Regions from separate parts of the Homo sapiens genome. Here region 1 is linked to region 2. A link is a loop called in an ENCODE intact Hi-C map of the cell type or tissue named here. Cell type or tissue: CD4-positive, alpha-beta T cell. All regions are shown on one strand. Each heading gives the region's core, and the rest is flanking DNA. Links, peaks and the distances in the headings are about the cores only.

Region 1 (11,134 bases), core at 1,644-9,643, 120 kb before region 2:
AATTTTTGTATTTTTAGTAGAGATGGAGTTTCGTCATGTTGGCCAGGCTGGTCTCGAATTCCTGGCCTCAAGCAGCCTGCCTCAGCCTCCCAAAGTGCTGGGATTACAGACATGAGCCACCATGCCTGGCTATAGTAGTAATATTTATATTAGACTTAAACTTTGCTGTTGATATAGTCAAAACAGAACTGTTTTAAGTTTCTTTTTCACTATATATATAGATATAGATTTTTTTTTTTTTTGAGATGGAGTCTCACTCTATCTCCCAGGCTGGAGTGTGCAGTGGCACAATCTTGGCTCACTGCAACCTCTGCCTCCCGGGTTCAAGTGATTCTCCTGCCTCAGCCTCCCAAGTAGCTGGGACTACAGGTGCATGCCACTACACACGGCTAATTTTTGTAATTTTAGTAGTGACGGGGTTTCACCATATTAGCCAGGCTGGTCTTGAACTCCAGACTCCAGACCTCGTGATTCACCGCCCCCCCACCTTGGCTTCCCAAAGTGCTGGGATTAGAGGCGTGAGCCACCACACCTGGCGTTTCACTAGATATTTTATTTGTGATGGAAGCTATCTCAGCAGTTCGGATGCCTGGCTGACAGCTGGGTCAGGATTCAGGTGCCATTGCCACTAAAAGCAAGGGCCATAACTTTCACCCAACTAGAGGGATTAATAATTCTTAATGATTTGTACTCGGCCTTCCCCTCCCTTAGTACAGATAATTGAGAATTGACTGTTACTGTTTTATTTCTTTGTTATCTTTTATGTAGTATTATTTGTTATTTATTATATTATTATGTAGTATTATTATCTTAATCAATATAATACTCCAATAAATCCAAATAACCAAATAATAGTATAAATATAGTATCAATAATATAAATACTACTAACAGCCAAATCTTAAGTAATTGAAGAAATAAAAATCACAAAAAAAGATGTTTTATGCTGGACTCCATATTTGGTTGTTTATACCTAACTTTTAGAAAATTCCAGCTTTCCCTTCTCTGAATTTCCTGGGTTTTATCTAAGTTCTCTGATTAAGAACCTCATCTTTTGGCTCCAACTATATATTCCTTGATTGTAGATTTAAATTCCCAGGTGGTTGTCTCACTAGAATCCACTCCTCCCCTCCCCTAAAAGGAGCTGATTAATTAGGTGAAAGCACAGTCCCAATAACTAATTTAACTATGTTCTATTTAAGTAGCAGGCTTTCTCTCTTGTGAGATCCTGCTATTTGATGTAAAGAAAAAAGGCCTTCTTGTCAAAATTTATCAAGACTTTATATATACCGTATAATCTTCAACCTCCTAGTTCTGCTCTGATATGTATTATTTCTTTCCTTCTTCTAATTTTGGGTGTGATTTATTCTTGCTGTTCTAGTTCCTTGAGGTGCATCATTAAGTTGTATATTTGACATACTTTTCTATTTTTTTGATGCAGGCATTTATTGCTATAAACTTCCCTCTTAGCATTGCTTTTGCTGTATCCCACAGGTTTTTGTATGTTGTTTATATTTTCATTTCTTTCAAGAAATTTTTGAATTTTTTTCTTAATGGTTGTTCTGAAGCAGGCTGTTCGAGCTCCCTGTATCTGTACAGTTTCTGAAGTTTCTCTTTTTATTGATTTCTAGTTTGACTCCATTGTAGTCTGATAAGATACTTGATATGATTTTGATTTAAAAAATTTGTTGAGCTGGTCATGGTGACTCATGCCTGTAATCCCATCAATTTGGGAAGCTGAGGCAGGCAGATTGCTTGAGCCCAGAAGTTGGAGACCAGCCTGGGCAACATGGTGAAACCCCATCTCTACAAAACTACAAAAAATTAGCCAGGCATGGTGGTGTGTGCCTGTAGTCCCAGCTATTAGGGAGACTGAGATGGGAGGATCACCTTAACCCGGGGAGGTTGAGGCTGCAATGAGCCATGAGTGCTATTGCACTCCAGTTCTGAGAGACAGAGTGAGACCCTGTCTCAAAAAACAAAAACACAGAGACATATACATAAATACTCTGCAGAATCTATGTATGTATGTATGCATTTCCCTGCAGAGGACAAAGGGCTACATAAGGGACACTACTTGTAAAGTTTTTGTTTTTTGCATGTGTGTTTTTTGGGGATGGAGATTTTTTGAGACTGGCTATCTGGCCAACTTCAAAATTCCACAAGAATGAAGATTGGGTGGCAGGCATTTGACTTGCACAGTTATGCATTTTATTTGGTCACCCAGGTCTTCCACACAACCCATTTCATTAGTCATTAGTCAAATTCAATTTTCTTTTTTTTTTTTTTTTTTTTAGACAGAGTCTCACTCTGTCACCCAGGCTGGTGTGCAGTGGCACAGTTTCAGCTCACTGCAACCTCTGCCTCTCAGGCTTAAGCGATTCTTCTGCCTTATTCTCCCGAGTAGCTGGGACTACAGGTGCGTGCCACCACGCCCAGGTAATTTTTGTATTTTTAGTAGAGACGGGGTTTCACCATGTTGGCCAGGATGGTCTTGAACTCTTGACCTTGTGATCCGCCCGGCTCGGCCTCCCAAAGTGCTGGGATTACAGGTATGAGCAATCGTGCACGGCCATAATTTTTTTGGTTTTCTTTTCTTTTCTAGAAAGAAACAGGGAGGAAGGAAGGAAGGAAGAGAGGAAGGATCTGAAGTAAATATGATAAAACTTTGTCGTAGATACCAAGGTGTTTAAAAATTGCTCTATGTGTTTTTCTTTATACTTATTTCAAACCAAAAAATTATTTCATCTTTGTAAACAATGAGGAAAATACACATAAGTTTTATAAAATGCAACACTCTCATCCAAAGAAGACTAATTTTAACATTTTGATGTATATGAGTCCAGACTGTGCCATACGTTCATTTGCCTACAAGTCCTAATATATAATATGCGTTGGTGCTTTTTGTTGTTGTTTTTTTTGGGGGGATAGTTTTTGAAGAAGCCAAAAATTTTTTAAAAAGTTCTATTTATAAGGTAGATGACTCTGAGGTTTGTTCTTTCTCTGAGTCTGCGTCGGCTCGCCTTCCTTGATTCTACGACGTTTTGTCACAGTTCCACAGTCCCGTTTGTAGATCGTGTGGGTTATTCTTCACCCCACTCTGTCCACTTGGGGGCTATCTCAGTCCATTTCAGATCTGAGACTGGACGGAGGCCGACACCCGTTTCCAAGCCAAGTCTTCCTGTGCGGCCGACATTCATCAGATCACCCTCCCTCTGTGAAACGAGGTCTCCTAACGGCACCCCCTGACTTTTTTTCGACACCCTCATACATTTGGCCCTCGGTATCCACAGTGTTCCCCACCGATGGATTCAATCAACCAGGAATCGAAAATATCCTTTAATAAATTGCATCTGTACTGAACACGTACAGACTTTTCCTTACCATTATTCCCTAAACAACACAGTATAACAATTATTTACATTGCATTAGGTATTAGAAATAATCCAGAGAAGATTTAAAGTACACGGAGGATGTGCGTAGGCGATATGCAAATATTACGCCATTTTATATCAGGGACTTGAGCATTCCGGATTTGGTATCAGCACAGGTCCTGGAACCAATTCCCCAAGGATGTGGAAGGAGGACTGTATCATTCAGGAAAAAGTACAATCCTCTGCGGTGCTGCCCCCAGCTCCCCGCCTTCACCACTGCGCCTGCGCCTCCGAGAACGGACTACAACTCCCAGGATGCACCGCGCCCGCCACCGCCCTGGCAGCCCGACTTCCTGCTGGAGGTTTCCTGTGGCTTGGGGCTCCGCCCGGTATGGGGAAAGTTTAAGGCGGAAGAGCCCTCGTTTGTCGGCTGCTTGGGAAGGTATTGGGAACAGCTTATGTTTTTCTTTCACAAAAAAGCAGCAGGCACCACAGAGAGAGACGGCTGTCTAGTTTTTTGTTGGGCACAGATCTTGCTTCTCTGAACCGGGAGAGAGGTGTTTGCCCCTCGCTGCGGGGGCCCAGCACAGGTGGTTCCTGCTGGCTGTTGTCCTTGGTCACATCGTCCTTGGAGTTGTAGGAATCCCTCCCAGACTGTGGGATAGGCTGACAATCTTGGATATTATTGTAGTGGTGAATGTTTTCTCTTTAAGGGATTTCAGTGGGAAATTTAGAGGAACGTAGAGGAGGCTGTTGGGTATTTTACCCTGCGTGCTTCCTTTAGAGATTGTTCTGAGCTGTGTACTTTGTAATCCTTGGGCCCGGGATTCTTATCATGTTCTTTTCACTGGTTTTGGTTAATGTGTTTGTTCTGAAGACAGTAGCCTGGGGGAATGAGACATCTCCTTAAGGCGCCGCTTGACTGACAGACACCCTTAATGTATGTAATTCATGGAAAACTACAGTCCCCACCTCACCCCCCTAAAAAAGCAAAACATCTGAGTTAGGGGGTGTGTCAGATTGAAATGGTTGAAGAGTGAATGGTGGCTGGAAGGTGAGCAGTTAGAAGTGATTGCAAATTCCTTTCCAGTATATTGTCAAGAAGGATAGGATGGTGGCCTGACACCCAGCTCTGCTATTTATTCTGTTATCTCTTACAGGTTAGTCTCCCTCTTTGAGTCTTAGTTTCTTGTCTGTAAAATAAGGGTGATATTACCGGTCCTCCCTGCTTGTCAGTTTTTGTGAAGGCAGTTCAAAATAAAGTATGTCAACATAGTTCCTAAACCCCACAGTCTCCCAAAAGTGAGTGAGTTGGTAATCAGTAGAGTGTCCAGTGTAATACAAGGCCAGGGCCGCTAGAAATGCCGTTCAAAGCAGACCGCATCTACAAAATACCTTCACAGTAACAGCTAGATTAGTGTTTGATTAAATAATTTAATTAAATAATAATAATTAATAATAGCCTAGCCAAGTTGACACATAAAACTAACCCTCATACCCCAGAAAGTCTTTGCTCAAATATTATGTTTTCCTAACATTTAAAATTGCAGTCCTACACACGTGTACATCTTCCCTAATATTCTCTCTTCCCGTTCCCCTAGCCTGCTTTCCTTTAGCATTTATTATCTTTGAGCCATCCCTGTATTTCTTATCTCTATCTTTATTGTCTTTTTGCCTTCTCTGGAATGTTAGCTCCACGTGGGCGGGGCATTTTTGTCAATGTTGTGAACCGATGAATCCTCAGCACCCAGCACAGCATCTAGCACACAGTGGGCTCCTAAGAAACCTTTGCAAATCACCGAATGAAGCATTAATGTGAGCACTCAGTAAATATTTTTTCAAATGAATTTAGAGCTGGAGTTCATCATGAGATATTCCTGAACAGCCTCAGTAGGAGAGAAGTAGGAAAAGGGTAGAAGCATGGCAGATTATAGGAAAAAAGAGAAAATTTTCAGAGTTTGACATCTAAGAAGTCGAAGATTTAGTGAAGAAGGAGCACAGACTTGGGTGTTAAGTTCCCTTTACCCCTTAGCTGTGTAACTTTGGACAGGTTGTCTAATCTCCTTGAACCTCAGTTTCTTCGTCTGTAAACTGGAAATAGTAATACTTATCATGTAGGGTTGTACCAGTGGTGACAAGTTGATGCGTTTAATGGGCTTAGCATAGGACCTGGCCCACAGTGAGTGTTTATTAAGAGGTGTCTGTTGCCATCACCACCATCATCATCATCATTATTCAATATCAAAGTGGGGAAATTTATAAGAAATCATTGAAGTGTACTAAAAGTAAAATTTTGGGATTTCAGTCTAGCCTGTGAAGTTGGGATGTTAAAAATCTGAAACAATGTTAACACACAAGTTTGGTTTGTACAGAGTGTCAGGGCATAGTCACTTTTGTGCCAGGTCCTTTTATTTTGTTTCAAAACAGAATGAAAATCTTTTCAGCATATATAGCCCATAAAACACAGTAATTGACATCAAATCCTTCAGTTTGCCCCAAGCTGCCACTTAAAGTGCAGAGTTAGTTGGTTCCAGGTCAGAGGTGCCATTCATTTATTTTCAACTGATACATGAGACAAAAAGTGCAGTCTTCACTGCTGATGTTCTGCTCACCAGGATTCTTTTGTTATCTCCTGAGGTTGTTGCTTTGGACAACAAGAGAGATGTTAGGTTCCAGCAAAGCTCCATAAAGACACTGACTCAACTCCACCATAAGTATAACCTGTCACCATAAGTAAAACTGAAAGGATACACCTTATCACCATACTATATATATATACTGTATACTATAGTATATACCTTATCACCATAAGTATAGCTGAAAGGTTTCCTGAAAGATCCAAAGGAATATACACTCACAGAACCCTCGATATGTCGCGTTGCTTGCATATCAATATCATTTCTGGTGTTCTAACAGAACTTTTAGGATTGGTCCCCTCTGATAAATGGTAATTTTCCTGATATGTGGGTTGCGTGTTTATCTGAGAAATGCTAATTCTGGAAAAGTGTGAACCTGGTCATTCTCCATGGCATTATGCCCAGTTTTAACTTCTTGAGAGGAGACATTTGTAGTTAGGAAGAAAAGTAGATTTAATGTAGAGGAAAGATGAAGGCCGGATGTTTGAGGTTTTTCTTCTGGTCTTTCTGTTTCCTGTAGTATCTGAATATAGCTAGTTACAATATTTCATGTCTATTTAAGAAGTGGGCAGATTGTGAAAAAATAGCTGCAGTGTTCTGAGTTATGATCTTGTTTCTTGGTTTCTGTTTTGCTCTGTTGTTATGAGAAATAAATGGGAGGGAGAGCCATAGTTTAAGAATGATAGATTCTTCCAGCAGTTCTTTTTTGACTCAAGGCCATTTCCTCACAGAGGGCTGTGGAATGTGTAGTAACATTCTTCAGAGTGTCATTCAATTCAGGATGGATGGACTTTAGTAGAGAACAGCAGTCACTGTGAACTTACTTCAGGATTACAAGATATTTTCTTACCTAAATGTTAGAGATGGAATCATGAAAGTACCACTGTTCTGTGCTCTGTTTCCCGAATGGAAAAAATACTGATTTAAATTGAATTAGTCTTTGTTCTTCTGTGTATTTATTAGGCATGCTTATAATAAAGAATTAAAACAATACTTTCAAATTTATTATTTATTTATTTTTATTTTTTTGAGGCAGAGTCTCACTTTGTCACCCAGGCTGGAGTGCAGTGGTACAATCATGGCTCACTTCAGCCTTGACCTCTGGGCTTAAGTAATCCTTATGTTTCAGCCTCCCAAGTAGCTGGGACCCACAGATGTGTGCCACCATGCCTAGCTAATTTTTTATTTTTATCTTTTGTAGAGGTGGAGTCTTGCTGTGTTGTCCAGGCTAGTCTTGGCCTGGCCTCAAGTGATCCTCCCACCTTGGCCTCCCAAAGTGCTGGGAGTACAGACATGGGCCACTGTGCTCAGCCCAAATTTATTATTTTCAAATTAAAGATGTACCTAATTGATGTCCTGTCTAAAGCATTAAAATATCTTGATAAATCCTTTCCTAATAGGAATAGCCCAGGATAAAATTGGGTATGACTCTGCCCCTCACTCTTTTTGTTTTGAAGGTAGCATGTCCGAGTCTACGTTCTTTCTGATAATGAATGCATCTGGCAGAGATGCAAGCCTTATCTTCTGTTGTTAACATTGTTTCACAGCCTCAGATCAGTCACTGCACAGCCCCAGGGGGGCCTACACATCAAATTGTGATTTTTTCGAGGAGGAGGCCATGAGTATGTATTCTCATCAGGTTCTTAATAGGAGAGGGGGATAATTCAGGTTCTATTTAAACATTGCTCTTTTTGTTCCTGAGGTATGTCAGCTGAGGTCACTTTGTAAGGAAAATTGAGATTGTGTTCCCAAGATTCCGGCCACTTCCCAAGGACACTGACTCAGTTCTTGTTCTCACCCAATTCAGTATCTCAGCTTCCAGCGGGCAGAACCTTACCTCACCAGATCCTTAACGGGTATCTTTTTCTCCAACTCTAGCCTCCTCCCACATTGCTTAGTTTCCCCATTTTTTCCCAACTCATCTGGAGCCCTGATTTTTTTTTTCTTTTTTTGAGATGGAGTCTCTCTCTTGTCGCCCAGGCTGGAGTGCAGTGGCGCGATCTCGGCTCACTGCAAGCTCCGCCTCCCGGGTTCATGCCATTCTCCTGTCTCAGCCTCCCGAGTAGCTGGGACTACAGGCGCCCGCCACCACGCCCGGCTAATTTTTTGTCTTTTTAGTAGAGACGGGGTTTCACCGCGTTAGCCAGGATGGTCTCGATCTCCTGACCTCGTGATCCGCCCGTCTCGGCCTTCCAAAGTGCTGGGATTAAAGGCGTGAGCCACCGCACCCGTACTTTTTTTTTTTTCTTTTTTTTGAGGCATGGTCTCACTCTTGCCCAGGCTGGAGTGCAGTGGCGCGATCTCGGCTCACTACAAACTCCGCCTCCTGGGTACCAGGGATTCTTCTGCCTCGGCCCCCCAAGTAGCTGGGACTACAGGCGTGCGACACCACGCTTGGCTAATTTTTGTATTTTTAGTAGAGATGGGGTTTCACCATGTTGCCCAGGCTGGTCTCAAACTCCTGAGCTCAGGTGATCTGCCTGCTTCGACCTCCCAGAGTGCTGGGATTACAGGCATGAGCCATGGCGCTCATAGATACAGGTATAGATTGAAGTTCTTTTTTTTCTTTCAGCAAATGGATATCTAATTGTTTCAGTATCATTGGCTGAAAAGACTATTGTTTTTCCACAGAATTTCCTTTAACTTTGTCAAAAATTAATCACCCACGTTTGTGGAAATAATTCTGTTCTCTCTATTCTGTTTCATTAGCCTATTTGTCTATCTCTATGCCAAGATAACACTGTCCTGATTACTGTACCTTTATAATAAACCTTCAAATCAGGTAGTGTTAGCCCTTCAACTTCATTCTCCATTTTAAAAGTTGTTTGGGCTGTTCCAAGTCCTTTAATTTCCCTGTGAATTTTAGAATTAGCTTTTCAATTTATATTAAAAACTTTGCTAAGATTGTAATTGGGATTCTCTTAAATCTGTAGATCAATAGATTTAACTGACATATCAACAATATTGAGTCATATACGTGCATGCCCATGAATAAGGTGTATTTCTCCATTCATTTAGCTCTTTAATTTCTCTGGTAAAAATTTCTTCAATAGGACATCAAAAGCACTAGGCATAAAAAGAATATTGATAAATTGGACTCACCCAAATTAAAAATTCTGCTTTTAATTTTTTTAGTTAAAATTTTATTACTAATATTATTTTTGATGGACAGATCTTAATTTTATACATTTATTGGGTACAATGTGATGCCTTGATATATGTATACAATATGACATGATTAAATCAAGCTAATTAAACATGTCCATCACCTTGCTTACTGTCATTTTTTAGGGTGAGACATTTGAAATTTACCGTGTTATTCTGAAATATATAACACATTATTATGACTCTGGTTACTTTGCTGTGCAATAGATCTCAAAGTCTATTCCCCTTGTCTGTCTGAAACTTGTGCCCTTTGATTAACAGCTCCTCATTCCCTGCATCCTCACCACCCTACCACCTCAACCTCTGGTAACCATCATTCTATTCTCTATGTCTATGAATTTAACTTATTAGATCCACATATAAGTAAGATTATTCAATATTTGTCTTTCTGTGCTTGTTAATTTCACTTAGCATAATGTCCTTCAGATTAATCTATTTTGCCATAAACAGTATTTTGGGACTAAATAATATTCTATTGTATATATATATCTCAGAGACGCTCTCAAGAGAATAAAGAGACTGGGAGATAATATTTGAAAATCATATCTGTTAAAGGATTGGTATCTATGATATTAAAAAAAACTCTCAAAAGCCAACAATAAGAAAGCAAACAACTCAATTAAAAAATGAGCAAAAGATTTGAACGACACTTGTTCAAAGAAAGCCTGTGGATGGCAAATAAGCACATGAAAAGATGCTCAACTTCATTAGTCAGTAGAGAAATGCAAAATTTTTTATGTGTATAAATTTACAGGCACAAGTGCAATTTTGTTATATGCATTCATTACATAGCAGTGAAGTAAAAGCTTTTACAATATCCGTCCCCAAATAATGTGTATTGTACCCATTAAGTAATTTCTCAGGGAAATGCAAATTAAAACCACAAGGAGAAACCACACCTACTGGAATGATAAAAATAAAAAAAATCTGACTATATGCTAAGTGTTGTTTGGATGTGGAGGATCTGGAACTCTTATTCACTGCTGGTGGGAATATAAAACTGTGCAAATACTCTGCAAAACAGTTTTGCAGTTTCTTAAAAATTTAAATGTACACCTGTCATCTGATCTGGCTATTCCATTCTCATATTTAGCCTGGACAAATGAAAGCATATGTCTCTACAAAGACGTGTATTTGAATGTTCGTAGAAGCTTTACTTGTAATAGACCCAAGCTGGAAATAACCCAAATGTCTATCAGCAGGTGAATGGATAAACAAACTGTGGTATATTTAAATAGTACTCAGCAATAACAGGGAGGGAACTATTGGGGCATGCTGCAACATGGATGAATCTCAAAATTATTATGCTGTGTGAGACAAGCAAGGCAAATAAAAACGTACATATTGTATGATTTTCACTTATAAAAATTCTACAAGATGCAAATGCATGTATAACAACAGAAAGGTGGTCTGGGAAGGAGGGGCAAGAGGGAGGGATTTCAAAGGGGCCCTAGAAAGTTTCCAAGGGTGATAGATATGTTCATTATTTTGATTGTGATGATGGTTTTACAAGCATATTCATGTGCCAATACTTATTACACTGTACATACAAAATACTGTCATCCCTCAGTACCCAAGGGGGATTGATTTCAGGACCCTCAAAGATACCAAATTCCATTTGCATATAACCTACACACATCCTCCCATATACTTTAAATCATCTCAAGATTACTGTATTAGTCCGTTTTCATGCTACTGATAAAGACATACCCGAGACTGGGTAATTTATAAAGAAAAAGAACGGACTCACAGTTCCACGTGGCTGTGGAGGCCTCACAATCATGGTGGAAGGTGAAAGGCACGTCTTACATGGTGGCAGGAAAGAGAGAATCAGAATCAAGCGAAAGAGGAAACCCCTTATAAAATCATCAGATCTCGTGAGACTTATTCACTACCACAAGAACAGTATGGGGGAAGCTGCCCCCATGATTCAATGATCTCCCACCAGGTCCCTCCCACA
Region 2 (11,134 bases), core at 1,601-9,600:
TCTCTCGTGGCTCCATGTGACCCCCAACTCTGGTGGGGTTATTGATGTTCTTAGTTCTTCCTGGATCCATGCACTAAGGCAGGGGAATCATCAGATCTTTCCCTTTTTTTCACTTTGAGAGTAGACTTGTGTTTGTGTAAACATCAGGCTATCTCTGACCACGGTAAGGAGTCCAGACAAAAATAGCACACTAATTGGAACGTCTTGCAAATGTTGGGGGGAAGAAGAGGCAGAGGAGATAACAGAACTAGTTTCCATGTGGGGCCAAGGAACATTGTTCTACATTGCTCAAAATAATGTCAGATGCTTTTCTGAAGTCAAGCAGCGCTCATCTCTCCTGCCTTCCTTCAGATGGGCAGAGTTGTGCACACACGTACAAATGGTGGGCCCTGGCATGGCGCGTCTGTCTATACACAGCATGTACCACCACCACGTGTGCAGGACTGGTCACTCGGGGATGAGACACCTGGCACATACTGACGTCACGGGGTCTACACACACATAGCAACACCGTCATGTCCCATGGAACACACAACTTGTGACCAGAATGTTTACTGGTCAGAATCTCTTTCAGTTTTAAAATGAATCTTGCTTTCTCTTACCTTTTCATATGGTCTTCTTCAAAAAAAGAATCTGTGATACAATTTTAAAGATATTTCTGATAAGTTTATTAGTCTTTTCTTTTTTTTCCTGAAGTATGAAAAACTAGGTAAAGGTGACATGTAGTTTAAAAAATATTTACCATTTTAAAGTGACATTCACGATGTCATGCAGCCATCACCACTGTCCAGTTCCAGAACTTTTTATCCCTCCAAAAGGAAATGCTGTACCCATTAATCAGTCACTTCCCATTTCCCTCCCCCCTAGCTTGTGGCAACCAGTAATCTGCTCTCTGTCTCTATGGATCTCTGCTCTCTGTCTGCTCTCTGCTCTCTGTCTTTTCTGGAATATTTCATGTAAATGGAATCATTCAATTTTTGGCCTTTTGTGTCTGGCTTCTTTCATCCAGCATAATGTTTTCAAGGTTCGTCCACATGGTAGCATGTGTCAATACTCTATTCCTTTTTGTGGCTGAATAATATTCCATTGTATGGATATACCACATTTTGTTTACCCATTCATCAGCTGATGGACACTCGGGTTGTTTCCATCTTTTGGCTTTTGAAAGTAGTGCTGCTATGAACGTTTATGTTTTGGTTTGAATGTTGGCTTAGAATTCTTTGGGTATATATCCAGGTGTAAAATTCCTGGATCATCAGGTAATTCTGTGTTTCACTTTCTTGAGGAATGGCCAAACTTTTTCTCCAGAGTGGCTGTACCATTTTGCATTTCCACAGCGATGTGTGAGGATTCCAGTTTCTCCACATCCTCACCAACGTTTGTTATTTGTGTATCTTTTTTTGGAGACATGTCTGTGGGTTAGTCTGTTTCATGTTGCTACAAAGGACTACCTGGGGCTGGGTAATTTATAAAAAAACGAGGCTTCTTTGGGTCAGGGTTCTAGGCTGTACAAGAAGCATGACCTTGGCATCTGCCTCTGTTAAGGCCTCAGGATGGGAGGCAAAGGGCATTACATGGCAAGAGAGGGAGGAAGAGAGAATGGTGCAGGCGACAGGCTGTTTTGAATAATCAGCTCTCACCGGAGCTAATGGAGTGAGAGCTTACTCATTACCACGAGAACGACACCAAGCCATTCTTGAGGGATCCTGCCCCATGACCCAAACACCGTCCACCAGACCCCACCTGCAACACTAGCGATCAAATTTTAACACGAGATTTTGAGGGGACAAACACCTGAACTATTCCAGTCTACTCAGGCCTGTTGCACATTTCAAGAGGGTCCATAGTGTATGTTGCTGGGTTTGGTCAGCGCTTTTGTAGTTGCATGGCTTTTGCGGTTTCTGTGGGACTAGGTTTGGTTGTGTGTGTGTGTATGTGTATGCATGCATGCGTGCAGATGCTTAAAAAGATCTACTTTATCTGTATCAATTTTGTGTCTTGCAAGTTAGATTTCAGATTGTGTCACCCTAGAACTCCTTTGATCTAGAAAAAAGTGCAACAGCAAATTCTTAAGAATCTCGGTGTTTAAGCATAAAGCTTTAGATTCTGGGCATGCACTTCAGGAAAAGCTCTTTCACGAAATGAATTTTCACTTGTATTCATTTTCATGTGAACATCAATAAATGGCATTAAGTGATTTTGCTGTCGATTTTCATCTACATTAAAGCATAAAATGTCACTCAGCCCCTTTCTGATCACTGTCCTTTTGAAATTGGCTAACCCGAAGCCCTCTCTGTGGATGATACAGAATGAACACCGAGGAATTTATGAAAAAGTCTCTCACTTTCAGTTCTCCTTTAATAACTGACTTTTTAGAAGATGGTAGAATTTTCCTTTTAACAGGTTTTGGGAAACTCTCCAATGTTCTGAAATAGTCTTTGTTCTGGCTTTGTGATTGGTTCTGTGGAGAGGCGCTGAATCTCTTTGGGGACAGCTGGGACCCTTTCTGTGTTTCACTATGTGAGACTGAAGTGGTGGAAACTCCCTGCTGACATTTCCTCTCCTTCCTCAGCATCTAGTGCAGGGATCCGCATACCTAGCAATTACCAGAACTGCCTTGAGAGCTTTGAAAGAGTACAACCTCCTGGGCTTTAATCTCCACAGAATCCAGGTCTCAACTGGTCTGTCATAGGACAGGGACTCTTCCAAATCTAAAAGCTGGGAGACAATGAGTGGGTGATTAAGTAATAGCATATGGAGTCGCATGACCTGGGTTTTGAACTTAGACACTTATTATCCTGCAAGTTCCTTGACTAAATAGTTAAAATCTGCTTCTTGGTTTCCTCAGCTATAAAATGGAAATCGTAACATATACCTCACTCAGTAGGCTGTGGGAGGAAGACAAAACTGAGGTCCCTGTGGATGTGGGTAGTCAGATGCACAGTGCCAATGGGACCTTAGTACCTGCCGGTACCGCCACAAGAGCTGCTTGGGCCAGGTTCCTCATCTGTAGCTTTACTAAGAGTACGGCTTTGTTACTAAACCATGGGTTTCCAATCATGTGTTTTTCAGGGTTGCTTGAGGCGGTTTTGAGTTACAGACCTCAACACTGAGAGAGATGTAGAGATAGTCTGATATAAGGATTGTATTGAGGGATGTTTCTCCAGAAAAATGTGTCATTTCATAACCTCTACCTCTTTGTTTGCACTTCTTGCTATTTCTTGCAGGCAGTAGACCCACAGGGATTCGAACATTACTTTCTATTTCTGTTGGATGCACAAGCAAATGGAGATATTTGGTTTCTGTGACAGTGGCCTCAGATGTACCCGACTTTTCTTTAGTAGCATCAAGGGTTTTGGAAACTTGTCTAATTTTTAATTTACCTAAGATAGCTGGAGTTACTATTTACCAAACGACGAGAATAAATTATAAGAGTAAGCATTAGAAGTTTCGGTAGGTGGCCATTTTTCTGTGGTTTTATAAAAAAAAGAGGCACAGGGCCGGGTGTGGTGGCTCACACCTGTAATCTCAGCAGTTTGGAAGCCTGAGGTGGGCAGATCACTTGAGGTCAGGAGTTCGAGACCAGCCTGGCCAGCATGGCAAAACCCCATCTCTACCAAAAATACAAAACTTGGCCAGGCGTGGTGGCACATGCCAGTAATCCTAGCTACTCAGGAGGCTGAGGTGGGAGAATCTCTTGAACCCAGGAGGTGGAGGTTGTAGTGAGCCGATATCGCGCCACTACACTGCAGCCTGGGCAACAGAGCGAGACTCTGTCTCCAAAAAAATATATTGAAAACTAGAAAAGAGGCACAAATAATGGAACACACAAGGTCAAATCATCACCTTTGACCTTGGAAAACATTCCTGCTCTGCAAGACTTCACGAGACTGACTGTCACTCGGGGTAGTCTATCAAGATTTGGGATCCAGCGGGGGAAGTGGGTTTGGTTTACAGTAGATTTTCTTGTCAGCAGTCAACACATTCAGCGATGCTTGCTGGGGAATCTTGCTGGCTAGACCTTCACAACCTTTTGCAATGGTGGGCCAAAACCCATGACTCCAGTTCTTTACCTTTTTTTTTTTTTTTTTTTTCAGGAAAAGAAGATTTTTCAGATCCCCTGGATGCATGCGGCTAGACATGGGTGGGATGTGGAAAAAGATGCACCACTCTTTAGAAACTGGGCAATCCATACAGGTACTAAAACTCCCTGCGGCGTTTATAGAGGAAGGCACTCTTGCTTAGTTTTGTTTTTATTACACATAAAATAGCCTGGCTTATGACCTCATGAAGATGGCTCTGAAAAACCTGTGACTTGTCCCTAGGCACATCCAGGACACATGGGGTACAAACTGCAGCCCTCAGAAGTAATGCTCCCCTCATCCCATACACTCTTAGTCCTTCAATTTCCTATAAATGTGGTATTCTAAGAAGTTCCCTAGGTGTTACCGGGGAATAGAAACTCAGTTGTTCTGATGCTATAAACTTTGGTCAAATTTATCTCCCCCCCAAAAAGGTAGTCAGAAATACCTGTATTTATTACAACCTTTACGTAGGGAGCTGTTTACAGGAATGGACTTTGTTGGAGCGTCAGATGAAAAAGAGGCACTCAGCTTCCCTCTGCCTGTTGACTTTGCAGCCTCTCAGTCTTCTATATTTTTCTTACGCTGATGCTCCATTCTTCCAGCATTTATAGTTTCCTCAAGCTGTTCAGTAGAACCAGGGTGACCAACTTGTCCCAGTTTGACTGGAACTGTTCAGGTTTTAAAAACAAAATTCCCACATCCCAAGAACTTTCTCACCCCCAGGTACACCAGGACGATTGGTCACTGGAGGTATAGCATGGAGTGAAAAGGTTTCCTTATACTGCCTGACCAGCAATACTGTGTTTCCAGAAATTCCTTCCTCTGTATCTAATGTTTTCTCTCTTTTTCTTAATCTTTGTCTCTTTTGTTAGGAAAGCATCAACCAGGAGTAGATAAACCTGATCCCAAAACATGGAAGGCGAATTTCAGATGCGCCATGAATTCCTTGCCTGATATTGAAGAAGTCAAGGATAAAAGCATAAAGAAAGGAAATAATGCCTTCAGGGTCTACCGAATGCTGCCCCTATCAGAACGGCCTTCTAAGAAAGGTAAAGGCATTTACAGACTAAAATAAGGTAAATCAATTTGTGTCATCGTGCCTTCGTGATCTCTTCATTTCTACATCTGCAGTCAGTTTGCAGGTAGAATAGCCTGTTCATGCTGTAGGGGATCATTCCGCCCCTACCTGGCTTGGAAACAAGACTTTCGATTCACCAGAGGCAGTGAAAGATACATGTGGAATTTTGACCATGTACAGATTAAAGCAACAGGTTCATTGAGAGTTTCAGAAAGAATTTAATTTGAGGGAAATGTTTCTCTGGAGGCCCTTCGTGAATTAATCCAAAACTACATTTTTGTTGCCACAGGAAAGAAACCAAAGACAGAAAAAGAAGACAAAGTTAAGCACATCAAGGTAATCTTGGGTGATTCAGAGAGAAAGCCAAAGTTGGGATCCTATTAATGACTCATATTCTGCCTTGTAAAGATGAGTCACAGGACCTCAGTGTGTCCTCTTTCTTCCTTTGCTTGTGTCTTCTGTGCTTTACATGTTTGCTCTTCAGCATGTATCCACTTGCAGACATGGAGGTACACAGGGCCCTGCCTCATCCCGTTTCTCTGGGAAATTTATGAATGAAGTCACAGATTCTCACTGTGCTCGGCAGGCTGAGGCCTCCATCTGGCCACCACAGCCGTTGCCAGTGGTCATTTTGTGCCAGCTAAACTCCACAACAGCTTATTCTCATACTATTAAGTATATTTTCAGGCTATTAAGTATACTTTAATATGTATTAAATGTTATAGACCTCTATACAATGTATGAACTCTATGTTACAGACATTCCGTCACAGGCCCTTTGGTGGGGGACAGAGTGGTCAATGTCAGCACTCTATCAGAACAGCTCTCAATGGCTGCCTTCTGTCCACTGTAGAATCATCTCTCACACCCCACAAGGGTTTTCCATGGGATGTGCATGTGTGTGTCAGCTTCTCACTAGGCTGTGTCGTCTGAACTCCCCTACAGTCTGAGGATCTTTATGCATAGATTAGGTGGCCCTTGTTAAATAGTAAGAGAAGAGCCGAATATGCCCTGCAAAACTGGGGACGAGCTTCAGTGGCTGAGCAGAGAGCATACACTGCGGTCACAGACCCAGGGATCTCAGAGAGATTGTCGAGCTCCCTGGCCTCCCTTTGCAGATGAAGAAATTTAGGCGGAGGGTGTTTTTGCAGTGATGCTTTCAGTTTCACTTTTACTAGTTTTTATTTTTAACTAAATTTAAATATTGTACTGTATTAAAGGCCTAATTTTGTTTTAACTTTTCATTGTGGAAAGATTTTATGCACATAGGAAGGAGACAGTTGAGTAAAATTTACCCCATAGGCCATCATTCAGATTAATTTTAACCTTAATCAGCTCCTGGCCAGTTTTGCTTCATCAATAGCCCCTCCCATTTCCTGACTTCTAACATGAAATTGCAGCCCTTCAACCATTTTTGACTTACAGAAGTAATTTATTTATTTAATTTTTTTTAAACTGAGATGGAGTTTTGCTCTATTGGCACAGGCTGGAGTGCAATGGCGCGATCTTGGCTCATTGCAACCTCCGCCTCCTGGGTTCAAGCGATTCTCCTGCCTCAACCTCCCGAGTAGCTGAGACTACAAACACGTGCCACCATGCCCAGCTAATTTTTGTATTTTTAGTAGAGATGGGGTTTCACCATGTTGGACAGGCTGGTCTTGAACTCCTGACCTTAAGTGATTCGCCCACCTCAGTCTCCCAAAGTGCTGGGAATACAGGCGTGAGCCACGGCACTCGGCCCCAAAACAATTTTTTATAGTTCAGCTTTTTTTTGAACTATTTTTTGGAATTTGAAGCAAATTCCAAACCTCATAGCATTTCTTCCATAATAGTTCAGTATATATATTTAAAAGATAAGTGCTCTGTAAAAATACCATGATGTCATTACTGTACCTGAAAAAGTTCACAGTAATTTCTCAATATCAGTGAATATCCAGCCAGTGGTCAGAGTTTCAGTTGTTTCATACATGTTATAACATTCGTGTAGTTTGTTACTTAAATTAAGACCCATATAAAATCCACATGTGATTTTTGAATGTCTTTTAAGTATTTTTTAAGGATATATGTTTCTCCTATATTACCTCTTAAAACATTTTTTTTTTTTTACAATTGAACAAACCTAGTTGTTAGCCATATCGTTTCTCACAGTTTTTTTTTTCGTTTTTTTTTTTTTTTGTTTTTTTTTTGAGACAAGGTCTTACTCTGTCACCCAGGCTGGAGTGAAGTGACGCGATCATAGCTCACTGCAGCCCCAACCTCCCGGGCTCAGGTGATCCTCCCGCCTCAGCCTCCCTCTAGTAGTTGGGTCTACAGGTGTGTGCCACCAAGCATGGATAATTTAAAAAAATTTTCTTTTATAGAGGTGAGGTTTCATTCTGTTGCCCAGGCTGGTCTCAAACTCCTGGCCTCAAGTAATCCTCTTGCCTCGGCTTCCCAAAATGTTGGAATTACAAGTGTGAGCCTGGCTGAGTTTGTATTTTTAAGGCCTACGTTTTGATTCATGTTATTTAGTCAGAAAAGCACAGCTTTCTCACACATGTGTGAGAATTTGCTACAATTTCAAGTGTGACTGAATCGTATTTACTACTCTTTTCCCATTATCTAGCTCAGTGCCTGGCCCAGAACAGATCACTAATACGTATTTGATAACTGAATAGATGCATCCGCATTTGTTGACTAAATAGATGTATAAATAAGTAGGATATGTGGGGTGGGAGTGAGGGGTTTTCCATTAGGATGCAGATTTAATTTCATAATCGCAGTTAATGGAGAAATAAGAACGGAGTAACAGATGTTGCCTTTTCAACACACTTTGCTCACATGTACCCACTGTATTCCATCGAACGCCAGATGCCAATGATGCTAAGATGCACTGTTATTTTATGTATCTCTTAGAAAAACTGCTTGCAATGAAACCATGACACGTAATGGATTGAAAGGCATGTCCTCTTTCAGGGATGTGGCAATGCGAGGAAATGTACATCTTAGTAGTTCATGCCATGTGGTGGTCCCGTTTGTCTGGGATCTCTACAGCCACATGGGCACTGGTGGTGTCTTCACATGGCCCTGAAATGAGCAAGTTGTGGAAGGCACGGTCCTGGGTGGGCTTGACCATCCTGGCCCAGGGAAGTAAGTGAGAGATCCCGTTAGGTGCAGCCGTGTGGGTCAAGAGCCACCTCAGCCAAGTGTGTTTTATGAAATCCTTGTGCCGTGAAGATATGATTCATACCTGAAACTTTTTTCTTGAAAGGACCTGATTCCTTCAGCGGAAGGCAGGTGATTCATTAGGCCTAAACACAGCCTTACTTTTGAATTTAGATCTACTTGCATTGTGCTTTCCAGTGTAGCAGGGAAGCTCAGAAGAGGCCAGTGGGCTTCCCGAGTTCTGTGCTTCCTGGCTGTTCAAGCTATTGTGTGGACTCAGTGTCTCTGTAGAGTGTTTGAAAAGTGAACTCCCTAGGGCGTCTGGAATTGGAAAGTCAGAGGACAATTACTAGCTATTAATATATTACTTTTTAATTGTGTATCAAAACACCCAAGCACTGAGTTAATATATCCTGTGCAAATATACTAAACCTACTTAGTCTATCCAAATATGTAACTGGATACACTACGTAGGTTTCTTCTACTGAGGAAATTTGTCTTTCATATGGTAACTAGGTATGAATATTTGCTGTTGAAGCAAGCTTTTCCCAATCTTCAAGTTGAAGTTTTAATTAGCAAACAATGTTTACAACATGTAGGCCAAGTATTAGAATTTTCTTGGGGTCACTCATGATTTATCTCCATGCTATATGTCCCCCAACAAATAGTCTCCCCAAGACTGGAACACCCAAGGCCCATTGGCCATGTGGCAGGTGCAGAAACGGCCTCAGCATCCTCTGACATTTCGCTTTGTGAGCATATCCCTACAAACTCAGTCAGCCATGTTTTCCTTGAGCTAAGCCCCACCTGTGCGGCGGTAACTGGTTATCTAAGGAAATAAGAACAAGAAAAACAGCTGGGTACAGTGGTACATGCCTGTCCCAGCTACTCAGGAGGCTGAGGTGTAGGAGGATGGCTTGAGCCCAGGAGTTTGAGGCTGCAGTGAGCCGTGATTGCACCACTGCGCTCCAGCCTGGGCAACAGAGCAGGACCCCTTCCCCACCTCAAAAAAGAAAGAAAAACAATAATGAGAAATCCTGGATTCTACATCATCAGTGCATGTATATGTTTCAGAAAATATCATGGAACGGTTTGCTCTGAGACTTCAGACAAGGCCAAGAACAGTAAGAATAGAAGTAGTTAAAACAGAGGGGTGCTAGTTGATATTTTTGAGCTGATTCCAAGTTCCCAGCTATGATTTTTGTCTCACTGAGTTCTCCCTGTGATGGGCAGGTCATTTCCCTTTTATACATTTAGGAAATGGGTGCACAGAGAAGCTGATTCATTTTCCCAAGGCTGCATTGCTTTACAGAGCTGAGATTTGAATCCAAGTTTGTCCACCGGGTGCCTCGTAGCCTTTGGGGCCTAAGCCAGGCCTTGAGGGGTGGACAGGGTCAAACTGGTCCTTCCGCAGCACTAGGGGCATCAGGAATGAAGGCCTGGAGATTACAGTTGGTTTGTCTTTCCTGGATGAGACAGGAAACTGGCTTAATTAGAGCAGGAGTTTGTGTGAGAGGGCAATGGGAAATACAGGCATGTAGGTGGGGCGAATAGAAATGGGTACTTCCTGCTTCGGAGGGTTGTTTGCAGCTGAAACATACATGCTTGAAACTGTAAAGTGCTTCCGGATCAAAGTGTTAGTGTTATGAAGGAGACAGAATTGGGAAGGGCTGCCAAAGTCGCTTGGAAAAGATTAGGCCTGGTCTGTATTCGTTCTGAGCACAGACCTATGGGTAGAAGTTACAGAAAAGCAGATAGGGGTTCGGCTGCTCTTTCTCATAGAGCTGTTGGCTCTAACAGTGACCTGAGCTGGATTAAAACACAGCACACTCCCTGGCAGGGCTGCTACTGGAGTGATCCCTTCACTAGTTGGAAGAGGTCTTCAGTTTTTAAACTTTAATCAAATGAAAGCACACACCAGCAACTCACTTGAAAAACAGATAAGATGAGAGATGCCCTGGGTGAAGCAGGTTATCAGGCTTATTCTGCCTGCCCGGGATCCTCCCTTCCCATGTGGTAGCTCAGAACGGGAGCTCCGAACCCAGTTGGAAGAGCTTGAGGGACAGTTTTACGGAATGAGACACAGTTGAACTCCTTGTAGCACACTTAGAGCAGGCGGGAATTGATATGTAAGGGAGGCCTTTCTCACCGGGATGGGAAGGAGTGGGAGGCAGGAGAGACTGCTGTGGAAAGGCAGTAGCTGGTGCCACTGGCATGGAGGGAGGAGACATTTCTCCAGAAAGTGGAAGAGGGTACGGAGGATGCAGATAAGAGCGGCCTAAAGAGGAGGCCCCGGCGTTTTGCACCTTCAGAAGCGAGTGTTGGGAATGCAGGTCGTTTTGTGGAGAGGGTGTTTCGCTTTGGACATGCTGCCTTTGAAGTGACAGAGAGCCCTGAAGGTAAATGCCAGCTAGAAAGTTGGAGGGTACAGCACTTGAGTGAGTGCCCAACGGGCAGATGTGTGGTCATTTACTTGAGAATGGCGTTGGTAGCTTTGGAAACTGATGCCTTCTCTAAGAGATGCAGACAAAGGCCCGCAGAGAAGATGCAGAGAAAAGTGAGCTAAGGGAAAAAGTCAAGAGGGAAGCTGCAGTGAGAGAAGGGAGGAAGAGAATGACGATGGCCTCATTCCAAGCAAGGAGCAGAAGGAAGGTGGTTCTGGGACCGGGCAGGAGGCCCCAGCCTGTCTTACGAGAGCTTCTGTTGTCAGTGGCATTGCGCCTCTGTGCTGGGTGTGTGCACTCGCCAAGGTCCAGTTCCCTGACCTGCTTGTGAAGTCCAGCTGTCAGCCTACACGTTCTGTTAGCAGAGACTTAGAGATGTCCTTA

The links. Peaks named below come from ENCODE experiments on the same cell type or tissue, not always from the same donor. Only the 100,000 strongest peaks of a DNase experiment are listed, where the experiment ranks them.
Region 1: it touches region 2 in a loop (5-fold over the local background); 37 of 110 quality-filtered maps call a loop at or near these places.

Annotation. Positions count from the first base shown.
Region 1 is chr4:184,530,183-184,541,316 of GRCh38, reverse strand. LINC02427 (long intergenic non-protein coding RNA 2427) reads left to right here and starts at 3,734. Exons shown (of 3, transcript NR_147158.1): 1 at 3,734-3,815. RefSeq lists enhancers at 3,394-3,723, 3,794-4,003. In CD4-positive, alpha-beta T cell, for the core only: a CTCF peak has its summit at 3,145; DNase peaks (open chromatin) are centred at 3,136, 3,726 and 6,566; H3K4me3 peaks cover 2,931 bases; H3K27ac peaks cover 5,049 bases.
Region 2 is chr4:184,412,532-184,423,665 of GRCh38, reverse strand. IRF2 (interferon regulatory factor 2) reads left to right here. Exons shown (of 9, transcript NM_002199.4): 3 at 4,098-4,197; 4 at 4,958-5,134; 5 at 5,453-5,499. Among named protein-coding and RNA genes, the nearest start is that of LINC02362, 36 kb to the right of the region's middle. RefSeq lists enhancers at 4,446-5,645, 5,524-5,823, 6,014-6,183 and a silencer at 10,117-10,411. In CD4-positive, alpha-beta T cell, for the core only: no CTCF peak of the experiment used is centred there; DNase peaks (open chromatin) are centred at 2,535, 5,585, 6,255 and 6,495; H3K4me3 peaks cover 2,238 bases; H3K27ac peaks cover 4,103 bases.